2 separate regions of the Homo sapiens genome follow, and region 1 is linked to region 2. A link is a contact called in ENCODE Hi-C data. All regions are on one chromosome and are shown on one strand. The core of a region is the stretch at or near the end of the contact, and the rest is flanking DNA. Distances in the headings are between cores, read along the strand shown.

The links. A loop is a pair of places that touch in the nucleus more often than their neighbours do. Pooled maps may share reads with other maps.
Region 1: a loop to region 2 is called in a pooled map, with 5 times the contacts of the local background. The contact joins the enhancer-like site here to the promoter of WDR4 in region 2. A Hi-C loop is called at or near these places in 2 of 37 single-sample maps with no recorded cell type and 7 of 50 pooled maps.

The regions. Positions count from the first base shown.
Region 1 is chr21:42,466,099-42,468,798 of GRCh38, forward strand. No RefSeq gene overlaps it. Among named protein-coding and RNA genes, the nearest start is that of RSPH1, 29 kb to the right of the region's middle. RefSeq lists enhancers at 1,063-1,222, 1,759-2,700. Within about 2 kb of position 1,318, at least 4 of the 41 ENCODE cell types and tissues checked have a DNase peak (open chromatin) inside an H3K27ac peak, as active enhancers do.
Region 2 is chr21:42,878,183-42,880,882 of GRCh38, forward strand. It overlaps WDR4 (WDR4 tRNA N7-guanosine methyltransferase non-catalytic subunit), which reads right to left and starts at 1,357. Exons shown (of 11, transcript NM_018669.6): 1 at 1,225-1,357. The coding sequence starts at 1,313. LOC105372817 (a long non-coding RNA gene) reads left to right here and starts at 1,530. Exons shown (of 4, transcript XR_937765.3): 1 at 1,530-1,573. RefSeq lists enhancers at 1-382, 383-1,347, 1,000-1,049, 1,080-1,189, 1,260-1,609.

The DNA.
Region 1 (2,700 bases), core at 68-2,567, 410 kb before region 2:
CTTGTAAGACTAATGAAAGGCCACAAGAATAGGATTGTAGGAGGGACCTGAATTCTGCTAAAATGTAGGCATAGTGGCCGGGCGCGGTGGCTCACGCCTGTAATCCCAGCACTTTGGGAGGCCGAGGTGGGTGGATCATGAGGTCAGGAGATCGAGACCATCCTGGCTAACAAGGTGAAACCCCGTCTCTACTAAAAATACAAAAAAGCCGGGCGCGGTGGCGGGCTCCTGTAGTCCCAGCTACTCGGGAGGCTGAGGCAGGAGAATGGCGTGAATCCGGGAAGCGGAGCTTGCAGTGAGCCGAGATTGCGCCACTCCAGTCCGCAGTCCGGCCTAGGCGACAGAGCGAGACTCCGTCTCAAAAAAAAAAAAAAAAAAAAAAAAAATGTAGGCATAGTTTCTATAATCCCTTCTTTCCAGGGGCCATATGGGGATTTGTGATTTTTCCCAATTGCTTCTATAAATAACATCACTATTGTAAAACCTAAGTGTTTTTTTTTTTAATTATTATTATTTTTCCAGACTGACCCTTTGGGGATCTGGGACTCATGACTCAACCGGTCTTGTGGCCCCACCCAGATGCAGACTCAGTACATGTGGACCATTTTCTGCACCCCTGTGATTTCATGCCTAACCAATAAGCAGCACCCATTCCCTAGCCTCCTGCCCACCAAACTGTCCATAAAAACCCTAGTGTCCAAGGCTTTGGGGAGAATGATTTGAGTAGTAACTCCAGTTCTTCTGCGTGGGCCAGCCTCGTGTCAGTGACACCTCTTCTCTACTGCAATGCCGTGGCCTCGGTAAATTGATTTTGTCTGTGCAGTGGACAGGAAGAGCCCATCGGACGATTACACTGGCCGGGGGCCTGCTCTGAGGATGCTGACGCCAAGGAGACTCAAGAGAGCTGGCAAAGGCCGGGAACAGCCCAAGGTGGTAAAGATACCTGAAATAAGAATCACGCACATCTTGAGATCAAGATGAATATCTTAATATTTCAGCTTATGATAAAGACATTTGGTGATCGAAACTTTTCTCTACCCAGAGTCAGTCACATGCTGCAGTCAGTCTCCATATCTGGTCAGCTCCTGCCAGAGCCAACCCTTCTGCAGACAGCAGCTGTCCACGCTGGAGAAATTACAAAAAATAACTGCCTGATGCCAGCGGAGAGTGAATAAGATGAAACCAATTCTGGAAGGGCGTTGACACTTGGAAGAAAGGAGGGCAGCAGGGAGCTTCTGTCATGAAGGCTGTGGTGGTGGCGGTCGTAGCCATGACAAATGACCAAAGGAAAACAGAAAACCGCAGGCTTTCTGGTCTGCAGAGCCAGCAGACTAAGCTCATGGCAGCCGCAGCTGATAAAAAGCAAGTGAGCACCCAGGACAGAAAAGGCCACAAGGAGGAGCCTCAAATCCTGTGGGTAAACTCTGCCCAAATTAGATCATCAGAGCTTCAGCCTTTGGTGACAGAAGCCCTCATCTGCACGTCTTCCCAGCAAAATGGAAAGCGAGCATTCCCCATACAAAAACCAAGTGCACTAGACTTCCAGCCACTGGGCTGAGCTCTTCCCCCAACTCCGACTCTCCACCGCTCCCAGCTGTCCTAATTGAAACTCAGAGTGGAATACCAAGGTCTTTTTAAAACAAACAAACAATATTCAAACTTCTCATCAAGGACGCAGTTGAGAAAACAGCAACAGTTTGTTGTTGAGCCACAAATTAAGCAAAACCTTGCTTCTGACAAAGGACAGAAAATGTAGAGGATTTCTACAATCCAAAGAACAAAACAGCCCAATACAAACTTGAAACATATTTGAACAGGCATTTCCCAAAGGAAGATATACAAATATTCAATAAGTACATGAATGAATGCCCAGTGTCATTAATATTAGCTAAAAAGGACATGATGGGGGCAACTGGTACAATGTGAATATGCACTATGGATTACAAAAATTATATCAATGTGAAATTTCTTAATTTGATAATTATACTCTATATAATATCTTGTTTTTACAAAATAGATACTGAAATAGGCCTATCATACTCAAAAGGTTGTGAAGAAATGGTGTATGTCTACCGTGTATTTATACCTTCTCTACATGCTATTCTCCCTCTGTCTCTCTCTCTCTCTCTCAGCAAGATGATAAAGCAAATGGGGCAAAACGCAAATAATTGCTGAGTCTAGTTAAGGAGTATAGAGGAGTTTCATTCTCTATTCTTGCAAGTTTTCTTTAAGTTTAAAATTATACAAAAATAAATTACAAAACATCAAAAACACTAAAAAGTACTGAAGTTTTCAAGGACCAATGGGGTCTTGTCAACCGGACAAAACAGTGGCATGAAGAAGCTACCACTGGCCAAAGTTGTGTCTGTCTCTGCATCATAAAGAAAAGTGATTGGAGTGGATTGAAATGCATTGACTCAGTGACATCCACAAGCCCATGGTGACTATGCAAAAAAGATCCAGAACAAAGGGACTTGTCACCTTTGAAGCATCTGCTAAACTAACACCTCGCTTATAAAATTGGTCATACAAGGGAAAGAATGAAAGGTTTTATTCTGTTTTTCTAGGAGGAGCTGCATTTCATGGGAACCAAATAAATCCATGATTTACAGCCTAATAAATTCAGAAGGAACAGTGGAGTTGGAAAAACACCATCTCGCAAACCATACTTGTAGTGGGCTGAATCATGACCGCAAAGAT
Region 2 (2,700 bases), core at 107-2,606:
ACTTACCAACATAAGAATCACCCATTTTCCATACTGAACCTAAACTTCGGTTTATCCCATCCTCACCCCCTGGCACGTATCTTGTACATATTTATAGCCTTTAAAGCGAGTGCACCAAAAAACTTTCCATATGGAACCGTGGACTTGTCTTCCAAGTCAGAAACTCCACCAGCCACTAGAATTTCCTCAAAATGCAAAGACTGAAGGTAAGCAAATCATGTCTAATATATCCACAGCTCACTCTGGCAGATATTAGACCGTGAGTCTCTAAAACAAAATCATCTGGGATATGTGACGGGTTTCTGAGTACAATTTTTGTGAGACCTAACTTAACATCGAATTGGCTTTCTAAAACCAAACGAACAAAAAATATACAGTATATCTGACAGACACGTCGTCCGTTTCAAATATGAAATCACAAATAACCTGGGAAAGGAAACGAGGGGCTGAAACTGACAGCACTACTAATTGCTCCGAGAGTCCTGAGTTAGGACTGTTCCATCAACAAACATTTACTAAGTTAAAAATCCCCTGCGTCGTCCTAGCACTGGCGATACACTAAGGAAGGAGAATAAAATTACGGAAAGCAAAACCCGAGCCGTGCGAAGGGCCACTAGGGAGGTGCGCACTGCGAGCTCCACGTGCACCCTTGGGTTGGGTAAGTGTCGGAGATGACTTGGAGCCCTAAGGAGCAATTAAGGCCAGGTGAGTGGATGCAGGCCGGGAAGAGGGAACAGACAACCCTGCAAAAAGAGGGAGCGCGCTTGGAGGTCAGTGAGCTCGCAGTGAGTAAGCCCCTCCCTTCTCACCAGGGAGACCCGAGACCCGCTTCTTCCCAGTTCTGCAGAGCGTGTTCGGCCGGGCCTTGCTGACTGGTCAGCGTCGCCCCACGTGCTCTACCTACCCGGTCCCCGCCGGCGCCGCGGAGACCGGAAGCGACCCGGCGGCGCTAACCGGGCAAGAACACCGCAGACCAGCCATCTAGTGCAAGGAGCGCGCCGGAGCCGGGGAGCGGACGCCGAGAGCGGACGGCGAAAGCGGACCCTCCAGGCGCAGAGACGCGGCCAGGCCGAGACTGCGGCGGAGGACTCGTGGGCTGGAGCGGAGTTCCCCGGGGTCACCCCAGAGTGGGTGCGACCAGGCGGTGCGGGAGAAGCGGGGTCGCCAGGACCCGACGCGCGCCCGCAGCCTGGTCTCCCTGTTCCAAGACCAAGGCCCCCTCACCTGCTTGCTATGGAGGTGGCCAGGAATCGGCTGCCGCCCCGCACCACCAACGTCTGCCCGCACAACGCCAGTCCCACAGAGCCCGCCATGTACCCGCCCGCCTCACCGCCATACACATGTGCCAGCCCAGAGCCTCTTCCTGTCCGCACCGGTCGGTGACGCCAGGCGCAGACGCCGAGAGATGACGTATACCCCACGTACCGCGCATGCTCAAGGACGAGCCTGCCTTGAGCATGCGTGAAAGGTGCTGTGACCGCCCTCCGGGTTGTGGCTGGTGGCCTTCGGTGTTTCGGGTTTGGCAGTTCACTCACCAAGGTGATCTGATGGAGTGCACTTCGCACGATTCCAAGTACTTGCCTAATGTTCATCCTTTCCTCTAGACGGGGTAGGGCTGGTTCTGGATCTTTTTCCGCGGTAGCTGGAGAGACGTAGGACCTGATGATGGCTACTAGATGCCTGGTAAATGATCCTTCAAGAAGTGAATGAACCGGGGGCCGTGGCTCACATGAAGTCAGCAGTTCGAGAGCAGCCTGACCAATATGGTGAAACCCCGTTTCTACTAAAAGTACAAAAATTTGTTGGGCGTGGTGGCGTGCGACTGTAGCCCCAACTACTTGGGAGGCTGAGACAGAAGAATTGCCTGAACCCGGGAGGCGGAGGTTGCAGTGAGTCGAGATCGCCCCCGCTGCACTCCAGCCAGGGCGACAGAGCGAGACTCTCTCTCAAAAAAAAAAAAAATGTCCAAGATGTGGTCATGGGTGAGGGTGTCTCGGGTGGCGTCAAGTCTGAGGTCGCTAGAAGTAAGCCTACTGAATCTTTGCACTTAGACAAGCCACAGATGCCTTAAAATCTCCGAACTGTAGTGATATTTTCAACCCAAACTATGGTTAGTTTCCAGTGTTCATCCCAAGATCCCCAAAAGCCTCTTACAATCCCAGCATCAGGCACAAAATCTAGGATCTCACGGTCTGTTTTAGATTGGCTTGTCCGGTGCAGCTCCTCTTGATCCAGAGACTTACAAACTAAAAAGATTAATTTTCTCTCCCGTGCACGCAATATATGATGGTGAGCCGGGACCAGATAACCACAATAAATACTTGCATGTGAAAATGAGAAGAGGAGGAGACACAGTAATCACTGGTCCAAAGCAATTCTGAAATCCTACTGGAAGATGTTTTCAGGCCCTACAAGAATAAGAAGTCTTAACCAGGCCCGAGTTCTGCTTCCTGGGAGTATCTCCCCAGGCTGTATCTCAGCACAGCTCTTGCCTCTGCCCTCTTGGGTGTCCCTCCTTTTCCAGCACCTTCTTGGCCATGTTGAAGAATGTGCCCTTTGAGAAACTTTCTCAACCTCCTTCCTGTCATTAGCAAATTGTGAGCCCACAGACCTTTTTTCACTCTAAACTGTTCTGTCCACATTTTGGCAGCTGGTGGTGCTTTGTTCACTACAAGTCCCTTAAAAGCTTTATGGGCTTCT